Regions from separate parts of the Homo sapiens genome. Here region 1 is linked to region 2. Evidence: read pairs that join two places in POLR2A ChIA-PET (ENCODE). Cell type or tissue: OCI-LY7. All regions are shown on one strand.

The links. Peaks named below come from ENCODE experiments on the same cell type or tissue, not always from the same donor. Only the 100,000 strongest peaks of a DNase experiment are listed, where the experiment ranks them.
Region 1: POLR2A ChIA-PET joins it to region 2 with 9 read pairs; 2 of 35 experiments call an interaction of 5 or more read pairs at or near these places.

Annotation. Positions count from the first base shown.
Region 1 is chr12:95,418,179-95,426,178 of GRCh38, reverse strand. All of the region lies in intron 5 of LOC107984545 (a long non-coding RNA gene), which reads left to right. Among named protein-coding and RNA genes, the nearest start is that of METAP2, 52 kb to the left of the region's middle. In OCI-LY7, no CTCF peak of the experiment used is centred here; no DNase peak of the experiment used is centred here; H3K27ac peaks cover 318 bases.
Region 2 is chr12:95,566,884-95,574,883 of GRCh38, reverse strand. No RefSeq gene overlaps it. Among named protein-coding and RNA genes, the nearest start is that of USP44, 19 kb to the right of the region's middle. RefSeq lists an enhancer at 630-759. In OCI-LY7, no CTCF peak of the experiment used is centred here; DNase peaks (open chromatin) are centred at 543, 1,379, 3,363 and 6,593; H3K4me3 peaks cover 1,537 bases; H3K27ac peaks cover 4,138 bases.

The DNA.
Region 1 (8,000 bases), 150 kb after region 2:
CTATATGGGGATTGTATTATGAGTTGGGGGCTGAATAGTGACCTTTGGATGATGCGTTATAAAAGACTCCAGTGACCTTAAAAGAGGTTTATCTGTGAAGTGGTAGAAAAGTAGACTGGGTTGAATAGAGAAGGAAATCAACTTTCAGAGTTTTCTCGTATACCACTTCACACTCGTTAGGATGGCTATTATTTTAAAACAAAACAAAACAAGAAGTATTGGTGAGGATGTGGGGAAGTTGGAACGCTTGAGCATTGCTGGTGGGAATTTAAAATGGTGCAGATGGTGTGGAAAATGATATGACAGACCCTCAAAAAATTCAACATTGAGGCCGGGCACAGTGGCTCACGCCTGTAATGCCAGCACTTTGGGAGGCCAAGGCGGGCATCACTTGAGGTCAGGAGTTTGAGACCAGCCTGGTCAACATGGCAAAACTCTGTCTCTACTAAAAATTAAAAATACAAAAATTAGCCAGGTGTGGTGGCGGACATCCACAATCCCAGCTACTCGGGAGGCTGAGGCAAGAGAATTGCTTGAACCCGGGAAGCAGAGGTTCCAGTGAGCCAAGATCGTGCCACTGCACTCAAGCCTGGGCGACAGAGTGAGACTCCATCTCAAAAAGAAAAAAAAAAATTAAACATAGAATTACCATATGATCTATCAATTTCACTTCTAGGTATAAACTCAAAGAAGTGAAAGCAAAGACTCAAAACAGATGTTGTACACCCATGTTCACAGCAGCTTATTCACAGTAGCCAAAAGGTGGAAGCAACCCAGGGTCCATTGACAGTTGAATAGATAAACAAAATGTGGTATATCCATACAATGGATGATTACTCACTTTTAAAAAGGAAGGAAATTTTACAGCATGCTACAACATGGGTGAACCTTGAAGACATTATGCTAAGCAAAATAAGCCAGTCGCAAATGGACAAATATCATATGATTCCTCTTATATGAAGTCCATAGATTAGTTAAATTCATAGAGACAGGAAGTAGAATGGCGACTGTCAGAGAGGCTGGAGGAAACGGGGAATGGAGAGTTAGTATTTAATGGGTGCAGAGTTTACATTTCACAAGATGAAAATGGTCTGGGGGTGGATGGCAGTGATGGTTGTTCAACAATATGGATGGACTTAATGCTATAGAAATGTGTATTTTAAAATGGTTAACATGGTAAACTTACTGTTGTGTATATTTGATCACAATTTTTTTTTTTTAAAAAGAGTTTTAAAAAAGAGGGAGCAAACAGCCTGGCCAACATGGTGAAACCCCATCTCTACCAGAAGTACAAAAATTAGCTGGGTGTGGTGGCAGGTGCCTGTAATTCCAGCTACCTGGGAGGCCGAGGCATGAGAGTCACTTGAACTCGGGAGGCGGAGGTTGCAGTGAGCCGAGATCATGCCACTGCACTCCAGCCTGGGCCACAAGAGTGAGACTCTGTCTCAAAAAAAAAAAAAAAGGTCCTAAAAGGTTATGGAGGAAGGAACTGAAGAAACTTGTAGAAGGAGATTGCTGGTCACATAGCTAAGGGAGGGTCAGCTGGAGTCTCACCTTCCTTTAGCCTCTGCATTCCAGATTCAGACCCTGTGCTTCTAAGGGCCCAGAGATGGCTCTTATCAAAGACTAAGGTAATCAGGACCTGAGATATGGACTCGAGCCAAGCAAAATATTTGTGAGACTGGGAAGGCCTGTGGGTGCCAAGTCATGAATTAATTTCTGATTGTTTTGAAAAAAGTCTCTAGGGAGGCACAGTACTTACATACTCTTGGGTCAGCAGCACATTCTATCTCCCGGAGTAGGCCAGATCTTCATTGCAATCACTTTGGTAGCAGAGTTAAACATTCAGAATTCAGTGGGCCATATCAAAAGTGAACCGCTTTGGCACAAGGAGCGCCAAAACAATCCCTTGACTGGAACTCTCAGGATAGCAGTGGCCATGGAGTCTGTTCCCTTTTATAGAAATTTCACATTCGTATAAATACTAGTGTGAAGTACTAGTATAGATACAGCATAGCTCTTTATCTCTCTAGATGTGTTAATACCACTGCCCTGTCACAGCCTTAACATAACGACAGGAGGAACCAACTTAAATGATATTTCTACAGCAATGCAGCCCATCCTTTTTTTTTTTTTTTTTTTTGAGACAGAGTCTCACTCTGTCACCCAGGCTGGAGTGGAGTGGCATGATCTCCACTCACTGCAACCTCTGCCTCCTGGGTTCAAGCGATTCTCCTGTCTCAGCCTCTCAAGTAGCTGGGACTACAGGCCCGCGCTGCCACGCCCAGCTAATTTTTTTATTTTTAGTAGAGACGAGGTTTCACCATGTTGGCCAGGATTATCTCGATCTCTTGACCTAGTGATCCACCCATCTCGGCCCCCCAAAGTGCTGGGATTACAGGTGCAGCCCATACTTTTTTAAAAAAAAACCTTCTTTAAAAATTTTTTTGAGACAAGGTATTGCTCTGTCACCCAGGCTGGAGTACAATGGCATGATCGTAGTTCACTGTAACCTAGAACTCCTGGGCTCAAGCAATCCTCCCACCTCAGCCTCCCCAATAGCTGAGACTACAGGCGCACACCACCACACCCAGCTAATTAAAAAAAATTTTTTTTTGTAGAGATGAGGTCTTGCTATGTTGCCCAGGCTGGTCTTGAACTCCTGGGCTCAAGCAATCCTCCCACTTCAGCCTCCTTAAGTGCTAGAATTACAGGCATGAGCCACTACGCCCGGACCCATTTTTTAAGAGAAACCTGGAATGTAAATGTTTGCAGCATACTTCTAGTCCTCAAATGCTGGCAATAAATCCAATTTTTTTTTTTTTTTTGAGACAGACTCTCGCTCTGTTGCCCAGGCTGGAGTGCAGTGGCACGATCTTGGCTCACTGCAAGCTCTGCCTTCGGGGTTCATGCCATTCTCCTGCCTCAGCCTCCTGAGTAGCTGGGACTACAGGCTCCCACCACCACACCTGGCTAATTTTTGTATTTTTTTTTAGTAGTGATGGGGCTTCACCATGTTGGCCAGGTTGGTCTCGAACTCCTGACCTCAAGTGATACACCGCCTTGGACTCCCAAAGTGCTGGGATTACAGGACAGAGCCACTGCTCCTGGCTGCCTCTAGGTTTTTTACAGTTAAAATTAAGTTTACTATTTTTCTCTCCAAAAATTGATGCCATTCTCAGATGCTAGAAACATTTGCAAATACCAACCCCAGGAATATAAATAAAGGCTTAGTAATCTGAAATCTTTACTGATTGTAACTTCAGAAAACTTGATAGTTTTCAGGAAAAATGAGTGAGTGAAGCAGCTCTGTGCAATTAAAGAAGGATGAAGAACCTCATCTGAGATTAGCACTATGCAATGAAGAGCCCTGGGAGACCCAGCTTTTCTCCCAAGAATGAAACTTTATATTCAGGACTTGACGATTAAAAGAACTGATATTTTCAATAATAAAATCATATTCACTTATAGTATTCCACAGATCACAGGGAGCTTTCTAGCTATTGTCTAGTTTAGTCATCCTGATATCACTGTGGGATGATAATAGAATTTAGAATTTCTTTTTTCTTTTTTTCTTTTTTGAGACAGAGTCTTGCTCTGTTGGCCAAGCTGGAGTGCAGTGGTGCAACCTCAGCTCACTGCAACCTTCGCCTCCCAAGTTCAACCAATTCTTGTGCCTTAGCCTCCCAAGTAGCTGGGATTACAGGCGTGAGCCACTATGCCTGGCTTTTTTTTTTTATTCCAGGCTGGAGTGCAGTAGCACAATCTTGGCTCACTGCAGCCTCAAACTCCTGGGCTCAAGTGATCCTCCCACCTCAGCCTCCCAAGGAGCTGGGACCAGAGATATGTGCCACCATGTCTGGCTAATTTTTAAATTTTTTTGTAGAAACAGGGTCTTGCCATGTTGCCTAGGCTGGATTTCCATTTCATTGAGGAAGAAAACTGAGATTCCAAGGGGCCGAGTAACTTTCCCAAAGTCATATGATTGCTGATAGAGCCATGACCCCAACCCTGGTCTCCTGACTCCCGGGATAATGTTCTTTCTGTAACTTTATCCCTAATTCTCATTCTGCTTGCATATAATGAAAATAATATTAGCAATAATAAATGGTAGTTGTAGTTTTCCCTACAACAACCCCTCTGAGATACGGAAGTAACCTCATCAGTGGTTAAGCCTTTGCTTTTAGAATTCCTGGACTCAAATCCTGGCCTTGGCACTTGCTAGTGATACAATTTTGAACATGTTACTTAGCCTTTCTTTGTCCCAGTGTCATTGTCTGTAACATGGTGCTACGAATGGTGCTTCCTCCAGGGTTGTTCTGAATATTAAGTAAGTCAACACTAAGGCATTTGGAAAAGTATCTGAACATAGTGGATATTACATGTGTTTATTGTTACTATTATCCCCATTGTCTCATATGACCCTCATTGTTACCCTTGGTTATATAGGTATTAATATTGGTACCTGACGGCTCATGAGGCCCATTACATTTGCTTTTACAAGATAATTTCAGCAATAAGTTTTTTACTTTAAAGAACAAGCTGGCCAGGCATGGTGGCTCACGTCTGTAATCCCAGCACTCTGGGAGGTTGAGGCAGGCAGATGGCTTGAGGTCAGGAGTTTGAAACAAGCCTGGGCAATGTGGTAAAACTCCATCTCTACAAAAAATACAAAAATTAGCTGGGCATGGTGGTGTGCACCTGTAGTCCCAGCTACTCAGGAGGCTGAGGCAAGAGGATCAGTTGAGTCCAGGAGATTGAGGCTACAGTGAGCTATAATTGTGCCACTGCACTCCAGCCTCGATGACAGAGAGAGACTCTGTCTCAAAAAATAAAAAAATAAAAAATAAAACAATTTTACTATCACAGAAAGTTTTAGGAGATAACATATTTGTAAAACAGGTCCACCATCAAATAACTAGTAGATAAATTAAGCTTAAAAATTAAGACACATTTACTAGAATGGCTATAATTGGAAAGATAGGCAATAATAAGTGTTAGACAAGATATGGAGAAATTGGGGCCCTCATACATTGCTGATAGGAATGTAAAATAGTACAGCTGTTTTGGAAAACAGTTTGGCAGTTCCTCAGAAAATTAAACAGAGAGCACATGACCTAGCAATTCTGCTTCCAGGTTCATATGCAAGAAAATTAAAAACATGTCCAGATAAAATCTTTTTTTTTTTTTTTTTGAGATAGAGTTTCGCTCTTGTTGCCCAGGCTGGAGTGCAATGGCTCGATCTCGGCTCACTGCAACCTCTGCCTCCCGGGTTCTAGCAGTTCTCCTGCCTCAGCCTCCCAAGTACCTGGGATTAACGGGTATGCGCTACAACGCCCGGCTAATTTTGTATTTTTAGTAGAGACAGAGTTTCTCCATGTTGGTCAGGCTGGTCTTGAACTCCTGGCCTCAGGTGATCCGCCAGCCTTGGCCTCCCTAAGTGCTAGGATTACAGGCATGAGCTACTGTATCCGGCCACATGAAATCTTATAAACAAATGTTTATAACAGCATCATTCATGGTAACCAAAATGTGTAAATAACCAAAATGCCTGTCAGTTGAAAAATGGATAAATAAAATGTGGTATATCCATGCAATAGAATATTATTCGCTCATAAAAGGGAATGAATGAGGCCAGGCACAGTGGCTCATGCCTATAATTTCAGCACTTTGGGAGACCAAGATGGGAAGATTGCTTGAGACCAGGAATTCAGGACTAACCTGGGAAACACAGTAAGACCCTGTCTCTACAAAAAAAAAAAAAAAAAAGCCAGGTGTGGTGGCATTGCCTGTAGTTGCAGATACTCAGAAGGCTGAGGTGGGAGGATCAATTGAGCCCAGGAGTTTAAGGCTACAGTGAGCCATGATCATGCAACTGCACTCCAGCATTGGCCACAGAGTGAGACCCTTTCTCAAAAAAAGAAAAGGAATGAATGAAATACTGATATATGATACAACATAGATGAACATTGAAAACATTATGCTAAGTGGAAAAGGCAAGTCACAAAAGGACACATATTGTATGATTGCATTTCTTTTTTCTTTTCTTTTTTTTTTTTTTTTTTGAGACGGAGTCCCGCTCCGTCTCCCAGGCTGGAGTGCAGTGGCGCGATCTCAGCTCACTGCAACCTCCACCTCCCAGGTTCAAGCGATTCTCTTGCCTCAGCCTCCCAAGTAACTGGGACTACAGGCACCTACCACTATGCCCGGCTAACTTTGTATTTTTAGTAGAGAAGGGGTTTCACCATGTTGGCTAGGCTGGTCTCGAACTCCTGACTTCAGGTGATCCGCCTGCCCCAGCCTCCCAAAGTGCTGGGATTACAGGCATGAGCCACCATGCCCAGCGTATGATTGCATTTCTATGAACTTTCCAAAAAAGGCAAATCCATAGAAACAGGATGTGGATTAGTGGTTTCTAGGCTTTGGGGTGAGAGGGAATTGAGGAGTTACTGCTAATAGGTATGGGGTTTCTTTTGGGGGGTAATAGAAATATTCTGGAATTAGATAGTGGTGATGGTTATACAACTTTGTGAACGTACTAAAAAACCACTGAATACTTTAAAAGGGTGACTGTCAGGCAGGCACAGTGGCTCATGCCTGTAATCTCAGTACTTTGGGAGACAGAGGTAGGAGGATTGCTTGAGTCTAGGAGTTTGAGACCAGCCTGGGCAACATAGTGAGACCCTGTCTCTATAAATAAATCAATAAAAATAAATAAGTAATGGATGCCATGGCTCACACATATAATCCCAGCATTTTGGGAGGCCAAGGTGGGAGGATCACTTGAGCCCAGGAGTTAGAGACCAGTCTGGGCAACATAGTGAGACCCCTGTCTCTCTTTAAAAAAAAAAATTAATTAAAAAAAAGTGGAGAAGCTCCGTAATACTTAAAATAAATAAATAAATAAATAAAATGGTGAGTTTACAGTATGTGAATTATAACCTAAGTTTTAAAGTATGAGAAAAAAAGGAAAAAGAATAAAAGCCTATGAAAACAAAATAAACTGTGGTATTCCAATTCAAATAGACAGCATTTATAATAAAAACTTTTTCCATCCTGGCTAACATGGTGAAACCTTGTCTCTACCAAAAATACAAAAATTAGCCGGGTGTGGTGGCGGGTGCCTGCAGTCCCAGCTACTCAGGAGGCTGAGGCAGGAGAATGGCCTGAACCCGGGAGGCGGAGCTTGTAGTGAGCCGAGATCGCGCCACTGCACTCCAGCCTGGGCGACAGAGCGAGACTCTGTCTCAAAATAAATAAATAAATAAAAATAAAAACTTTTTAAGCCAAGAGACAGAATTCATAATCTCTAAAACTCCAGGCTCTGGAGGTGTTTTGGAATCTGTAGCGAGCATATAAGGGGGTGGCTGTTCCAGCCTGACCAACATGGAGAAACCCCTTCTCTACTAAAAATACAAAATTAGCCGGGTGTGGTGGCACATGCCTGTAATCCCAGCTACTCGGGAGGCTGAGGCAGGAGAATCGCTTGAACCAGGGAGGCGGAGGTTGCAGTGAGCCGAGATCGTGCCATTGCACTCCAGCCTGGGCAACAAGAGCGAAACTCCGTCTCAAAAAAAAAAAAGGGGGGTGGTGGCTGTTGCTTAAACCAAGAACCTTAGTGATTCTTGCAGAGTTTGAATGGAACATGGGCTTTTAGACTCCAAACCCTAGGCTAAATATATTCCATTCTTTTTGCTTCCCTTTATCCAGTGTGTGTGATTACAACAGCTGGCGATGGTTTAGGTTTCTGTAAAAGGGGAGCGAGGGAAAGAAAGAGAAAAACAGCCTTCCTGGAGGAATAGTCTTACCCAGCCTGTTGAGTTTTCTGTGGCCAACTCTGCCCCTGCAACAATAATGTGACTGTGAGTTGGGAGAGGAGTTTATTTTTGTCCTCATGATCTCTCAGGACCTGGCTTCTTGGCATTCTATCAGTGACTAAAAACAGATAGGCTCAGCAGTGCATAGGAAGTCCCAGGAATAGGAAATTTACATGTTTTTGT
Region 2 (8,000 bases):
CCAGATTTTCTGATATGTGAGGCTGAAAATTATGGAAAACTGAGAGGAAATCAGATTATTCCATCTCAAAAGCCACATTCACTACTGAGGTCTTCATACTAGATCAGATCTCAGAACTCCAGAAGTACGCTAGCGCAGGCAGGAATCCTAATTTGGAGACAGTACATTCATGGATATCAGAAGGTCTGTGAGTCTCTAAAATTGTGTGCATTTTTCTGAGGACAGAAAGAACCTCAAAAAGGTCTAAAAGATGAGAAGGTCTGTGAACCTCTAAAATTGTGTGCATTTTGCTGAGGACAGAAAGATCCTCAATAAGGTTTTAAAGAAGAGGGAGAAATCTGATTCAGGGCCATCTGACTCACGGCCACCATTGGAAGAGCACTTTTTTGTCTTTAAATCTTTTCTGACACGGAAGAAAATTCAAGGAAAAATCTGGACTGAGAAATCCCCTCCAACTCTAAGACATCTTGTTAGTCAGAGACTGGGTAAGCCCCAGTTTTTTTTTTTTTTTTTTTTTAGAAAGAGGCTGAATGGCGGAACTGAAAGGCTAGCAAAGCCTCAGCACTCACCACCAAGCTAAAAGGAACAGAATAAATGATAATTGTCAGTAGTTAAGGCAGAAAACAAAAGGAAGATAAATGAGAATGGCTCACCAGGACCTGAAACCCCAAGCACTTGGGACAAATGGGGATCATTGACATAGAAAAAGGGGTGAGACCCCCCAGGGTGATGCAGATTTGTTTGAGGCTGGGTGACCAGCCCCAGAGATAGGAGTCCTCACTGGCCAGCCCTCCCCTCCCCGGCAGCCCAGCGCGAGCTCACAATTTCTCTTCCTTCCGATGGCAGTCGTCGGCTCCTAGGGAATTAAACTGATCAAAATGGAAAGCTTGGGGTGAGCAGAGCCTGCCACCACCCCGGAGCCTGATAGTTCAGAACAGTCTAAACTGAGTAGACAGGCAACGCTGAAGGGAAAGAGAATTCGGGGAACTGCGATGTATTTCTGTTCCTTTAGAAATGGAAGGTTTGGGCTTTAATGTGATCTCAAGCCATTTGGGGGAAGTTTGGAGTTTAGAATGATTTGAAGAATAAAGGCCTTGTTTTTGACTGACTGTTATTTCAGATCTTACCCATCTATCAATTAAATCTGACTTATTAACAGTATCTGGCAAAAATTCTGTCCGTTTGAGGATGGTGTGTGGTATTCTTGTACCTAACTATTCTCCTTAACCTTTTGGGAAAATGACCATATCCGTTTGTCTTAGCACTGGGCCCCCTCAGGACTTGCAAGGCTTTTTTTTTTTTTTTTTTTTTTTTTTTTTTTTTTTTTTTTTTTTTGAGCCAGAGTCTCGTCTCACTCTGTCACCCAGGCTTGAGTGCAATGAAGCAATCTTGGCTCACTGCAACTTCCGGGTTCAAGCGATTGTCCTGCTTCAGCCTCCTGAGTAGCTGGGATTACAGGCGCACACCACCATGCCAGGCTAATTTTTGTATTTTTAGTAGAGACGAGGTTTCACCATGTTGGCCAGGCTGGTCTTGAACTCCTGACCTCATGATCCCCCCGCCCTGGCCTCCCAAAGTGCTGGGATTACAGGTGTGAGCTTCTGCGCCCGGCCAAGGACTTGCAGGGCTTAAGGAGAGAATTGTGTTTTCTATTATGTCTTAAAAGCCAGCAAACTGTAAATCCTAGAGAGGAATCATTTTCAGGAAACTAGAGATGTAGTCCAGCCTTGGAGTAGCTTGCCATCCATACAGTCTTAAAGGTACTATCAATTTCTTTTTAAATCAAAGCATCAAACAGGCACCACTGTTTGTAAGGACTTGGGGAAAAATGAGCCCAATTGATACTTCTTTTCAAGCAAGTAACATCTAGCAAACTACACAAGCAAATAGGAACAAAATCAAGACAACATAAAACTGATTCCAGCTCCAAAACTAGTTCTGTGGCCTTCTGAAGTTTCTTACCTTTACCACAAATATTCCATGTGATCAGACACGCAGCATATTACAGTGAAAAGAGCAAGGACTTAAAGCCAAGGCATTCATCCCATGGGAATTTTTAGTTCTAATGCCACTGTAGCCACTTTCTAGCTGAGTGATTTTAAAGAGTTATCTAACCACAGATTCCTCATCTGTAAAATGGGGATAATAAAATCTAACTTGTAAGGATTAGGAACATTGTAGATGTCCAACAAATGGGGTGTGTGCATGTGTATATGCATAAATTACCTCAGCCTCCCTCTGAGATGAGAGAGTGAGATAAAACACAATGTACTAGCCCAGGCACAGTGGCTCATATATGTAATCACAGCACTTTGGGAGGTTGAGGCAGGAGGATCGCTTGAGCCCAGGAGCTGCAGACCAGCCTGAGCAACATGGAGAAACTCTGTTCCTACAAAAAATTCAAAAATTAGCTGGGCATGGTGATGGGCCACTGTGGTCCTAGCTACTCAGGAGGCTTTGTCTTTAGATTGCTTAATCTTCATTTGTTTTTATTATAACAAAAATAAGCTTTGTTTAGAAGTCCCTTGGACAGCCAGGTGCAGTGGCTCACACCTGTAATCCCAGCACTTTGGGAGGCTGGGGAGGGAGGATCGCTTGAGGCAGGAGTTCAAGATTAGCCAGGGCAACCTAACAAGACCCCATCTCTACAAAAATTTAAAAACAAAATAGCAGGGCATGGTGGGGCTCCCGTGTAATCCCAGACACTCAGGAGGCTGGGGTGGGAAGATCACTTGAGCCCAGGAGTGTGAGGCTACAGTGAGCTGTGATGGTACCACTGCACTGCAGCCTGGGTGACAGAGCAAAACCCTCTATCTGGAAAAACAAAAAGATTCTTGGTTGGTGATGTTTCCTCAGAAATCAAATCCACTTCTGACCCTAAGCTGCATAAGACATATGCAGGGGAGACAAGGAGAAAGTCGTTTGTTCAATGCAGACTTGGAGGGCAAACATAGGCCCAGAGGGTAAATATCACAATGAAGCAAATTTTGGTTTTCTCTAAAGGAGAAATTTCTAGTAACAGGAGGAGGTTACTAAGTCACCAAATCCTGGAGGAAACAGCTCTGCCTTGGTATCAGGAAGCTAAGTAACCCACTGTGGCTCAGTCATTTCACCCTCAACTTCAACTTTCCCAACTGCAAAATTCAGACTAAAGCTTTTATCTTTACTGTTTTGGGTGCCAGTGCTTACCAGGACACTTCCTGTATCACTGAGTCTACAGAAGAAATTGATATATGACCATCAATACATTTCACATCAAATAAAGATAGAGGAAATGATGATACAGTTCAGATCAGGAAGAGGAAGTAAAACCTTGTTTATAAACCAGTTGATCCCCACCTGCATCCTTATAATGAGTAGTGTAGAGAACACATACATCTCGGTCTCTTTTTTACATTTTTTTTTTAGAGATAGGGTCTCACTCTGCCACCCAGCTGGAGTGCAATGGTGCAATCTTAGCTCACTGCAGCCTTGATCTCCCAGGCTCAAGCGATCCTCCCATCTCAACCTCTCAAGTAGCTGGGACTACAGGCGTGCCACCATGTTCAGCTTTTTTTTTTTTTTTTTTTTTTTTTTTTTTTTTTTTTTTTTTTTTTTTTTTTTTTATGTTTAGTAGAGACGAGGTCTTGCTATGTTGCCCAGGCTGGTCTCAAACTTCTAAACTCAAGCAATCCTCTTGCCTGGGCCTCCAAAGTGCTGAGACTACAAGCATGAGCTACCATGCCCAGTGAGAGCATATACATTTCTCTTTCTCCCTGAGCCCTTTCTCATCTGTTATTCTGCTCATTCTCCAAGGTCATCAGTTAAGAAGTAAATTATGGTAGAAGAGATTCTATAAATTATGATAGAAGAACATCTCAATCAATTTGGACACCTTAACATGTAAGTCAGGCCGGGTGTGGTAGCTCATGCCTGTAATCCCAGCACTTTGGGAGGCCGAGGCGGGCGGATCATGAGGTCAGGGGTTCGAGACCAGCCTGACCAACATGGTGAAACCCCGTCTCTACTAAAAATACAAAAATTAGCTGGGCGTGGTGGTGGGCGCCTGTAATCCCAGCTACTCAGGAGGCTGAGGCAGGAGAATTGCTTGAACCCGGGAGGCAGAGATTGCAGTGAGCCGAGATCGCGCCACTGCACTCCAGCCTGGGCGACAGAGCGAGACTCGTCTCAAAAAACAAAACAAAACAAAACAAAACAAAACAAAAAACCCATTATTTTCACAAGTAGATACATTGGGGGGTGAGAAGTTGTAATAACTATTCCACAAAAAAGTCACTTTCATGCCATCTATAAGGTAAACTATAAAAGAACAATGGCTGGTCATGAGAAGACTTGCTTTCTAATTCCAGATCTGATGCTTGCTGTGTGGCTTCAGACAAGTCACTTAATACTATAATTTCCTCAGCTATATAATGCTAAGTATGAAGAAAGAGGATCTGTATGAAAATCCTTTGCGAGGTAGAAATTGCTCTGCAATGAAAAACATCATTACTAATGCATAATTCTTCTTTTCCTCATTCCATTTATATTGGAATAATGCCATTAATATATCTTTGGGATAACTCATATTTCTCTCTTCCCTCCATTGATTTATTCATGAAATGACTGAAGGCATTTTGGTAGATAAAGAAAAGACAAGTGACAATAACCTGTTACAGGATTAAAGCCAAATGGCTGTGTAAAAAAGGGTACATTAAATGATCAAATCAAAGACTATACATTTGCTATTTGTAAGACAAATACTGCATCTTTATGGGTTTTCAGATCCATCAGTTAAATAACAAAGTAGTGGTATAACATACTCAAGAGGTTTAATATAACATTAAATGAAGGCTGACAACCATGAAAACCATTTATCATTGTATTTAAACCACTAATTTCAGATTAAATTTAAAACACTTAATTCCTAATTGTTAGCACTGACATGCCAACAAAAATCTTAAGGAAATATTTTGTAGCTAGATCACACCATTGTTACACATTTGCTTGAGAAAACAAAGTATGTATGTAATTAAAGTATGTAACTAAATCCTACCTTATCATTATGGTGCCTTCAATAAGATCCACTCTGCCAAAAATTGAACAATTTATAATACATAGTTTAATTGGAAATTTTTATTGTCATCTGTCAAATTCTGAGACTATACTTTTTGATGTAGTGTATGTGGTTAGAGCATTCTCTGAATAAATCCAAGGTTGCATGGCCATTCTTACAGGAGCCACTTAACTTGAAAAGGGAGAAAAAAAAATCAGTGGCATATCACAACTTGCTATCTAGCCACCTTCTCTGATTTTGGTGAAAGTGATTCAAAGGTGACCAGGTAATTGTAAATGGACAGCCTGGGTAGAAAAATTACTTGAAATGACATCTTTCCAAATGTACAGTACTTCCCAAAACTACAGATAAATGGAATAAAACAAAGTCTAGTTAATCTAAATATAAACAACATAGTATGCTGTGATCCAGTTAGAAAAAACTTTTTCTTCTTTTCCGTTGCAAAATCTAACATTTCCCAGAGCAGATCCTGTTCTGGTGTGTGAATTTGAACCCGTTGATTAAATTTTGAGCATGTTTCCTCAACTGTAAAATGGGGATAATAATACCGATCTCCTCAGGGTTGCTGTGGAAATTACAGTAAGCAGTGAAGGAAAGATGACTACTAAGTAAAAGGAGTAACAATTACAGTAGGAGCAGCAGCAGCCACAGTTCTCATTCTGTCCGGATGCATCCAGGATGATGTATGGTCTGACAGTGAAAATGAAGAGAATGTTTCAAGAAAAGAAGCACGATCAGCGTTGGCAAATAGTGAAGTAAAATCAGTGGCTTTTGAATTTGACAAGAAAGGAATTGTTGGTAGCTTTGTTTCAAGAGAACATTTCCAAAGCAGTAAGAGGGGAAGCCTCAGTGTAGGCAGCTAAGGAAGAAGCAAACATAAAGAAAATGGAGGCAGTGGCCGGGCGCGGTGGCTCACGCCTGTAATCCCAGCACTTTGGGAGGCCGAGGCCGGCGCATCACGAGGTCAGGAGATCGAGACCATCCTGGCTAACATGGTGAAACCTGGTCTCTACTAAAAATACAAAAAATTAGCCAGGCAAGGTGGCGGGCGCCTGTAGTCCCAGCTACTCAGGAGGCTGAGGCAGGAGAATGGCGTGAACCCGGGAGGCGGAGCTTGCAGTGAGCCGAGAGCCGAGATTGCGCCACTGCACTCCAGCCTGGGTGACCGAGCGAGACTACGTCTCAAAAAAAAAAAAAAAAAAAAAAAAAAAAAGACAGAAAAGAAAGAAAAGAAAAAGAAAACAAAATGGAGGCAGCAGGTATAAACCGGAGGTTTTCAACATTTTGTATTCACCAATAACTATTATAGAGTCATGATTTTAAAATATCAGAGAAAGGCTGGGCGCGGTGGCTCATGCCTGTAATCCCAGCACTTTGGGAAGCCGAGGCGGGCAGATCACTTGAGGTCAGGAGTTGGAGACCAGCCTGGCCAACATGGTGAAACCCTGTCTCTACCAAAAATACAAAAAAAAAAAAAAAAAAGAGAGAGAGAGAGAGCCGGATGTGGTGGCGCACTCCTGCAGTCCCAGCTACTTGGAAAGCTGAGGCGGGAGAATCAGTCAAACCCAGGAGGTGGAGGCTGCAGTGAGCTGAGATTGCACCACTGCGCTCTAGCCTGGGTGACAGAGTGAGATTCTGTCTCATAAAAAAAAAAAGAAGAAGAAGAAGAGAGAGAGAGAGAGAGAAATGTATGTTTCTGAACTTTTTTTGTTTTTTGTTTTTTTTGAGACGGAGTCACGCTCTGTCGCCCAGGCTTGAGTGCAGTGGTGTGACCTCGGCTCACTGCAAGCTCTGCCTCCCAGGTTCACGCATTCTCCTGCCTCAGCCTCCCGAGTAGCTGGGACCACAGGCGCCCGCCACCACGCCCAGCTAATTTTTTTGGTATTTTTAGTAGAGACGGGGTTTCACCGTGTTAGCCAGGATAGTCTCCATCTCCTGACCTCGTGATCCGCCTGCCTCGGCCTCCCAAAGTGCTGGGATTACAGGCGTGTGCCACCACGCCGGGCCTGAACTTTTTATTAAAGCTCTCGTTTACAGAAAGTTACAGGATTGAGAAAAATACGACTGAGACCGTCTTATTGCCATGGCTGTAAGTCATAAACAAGAAAAATGTTCCATTAGTGGTTGACAATATATAAAACTATTGAGGATATATTTTGCTGTCATTATTACTTCAGAGCCCATTGATAATTAATACAAACTGGTAAGTGAAGTCGGCAGGGGGAGGCGAGCCATATCTCTAAGTAGATTGGAGATTGAAAGAGAATGCATTTAGGCCGGGCGCAGTGGCTTACGCCTGTAATCCCAGCACTTTGGGAAGCCAAGGTGGGCAGATCACGAGGTCAGGAGATCGAGACCATCCTGGCTAACATGGTGAAACCCCGTCTCTACTAAAAATACAAAAAATCAGCTGAGTGTGGTGGCGGGCGCCTGTAGTCCCAGATACTCGGGAGGCTGAGGCAGGGGAATGGCGTGAACCCGGGAGGCGGAGCTTGTAGTGAGCCGAGATTGCGCCACTGCCCTCCAGCCTGGGCGACAGAGCAAGACTCCGTCTCAAAAAAAAAAAAAAAAAAGAAAAGAAAAAGAAAGAAAGAAAGAATGCATTTGTAGTGAAACACAGTATGCCCACTAGATTACTGCTATACCACTGAAATCTGCTAATACAGTTTTCTCACTGATGACGTAAGGAAGAAGAGGAATAATGTGGTTGAGACAGGAAGCAATCGGCCAAGCAATTTCTTTCAAGATATGGATAAATATGCATGCTTGAAAGCCGAAGGTAAGGGGCCAGTGAACAGGAAGAGAACGCAGAGAAGAGGAAGGGTATCTGCTTGAAGGTGATGTCTGTGTGTGGGGCGGGGGAGAGGAGGAAGGGGGAAAGCTTAGCAACAAAGTATCTCATGTATTAAGACAGCATAAGTCTTAATTCAGTAACAGTAGCAAC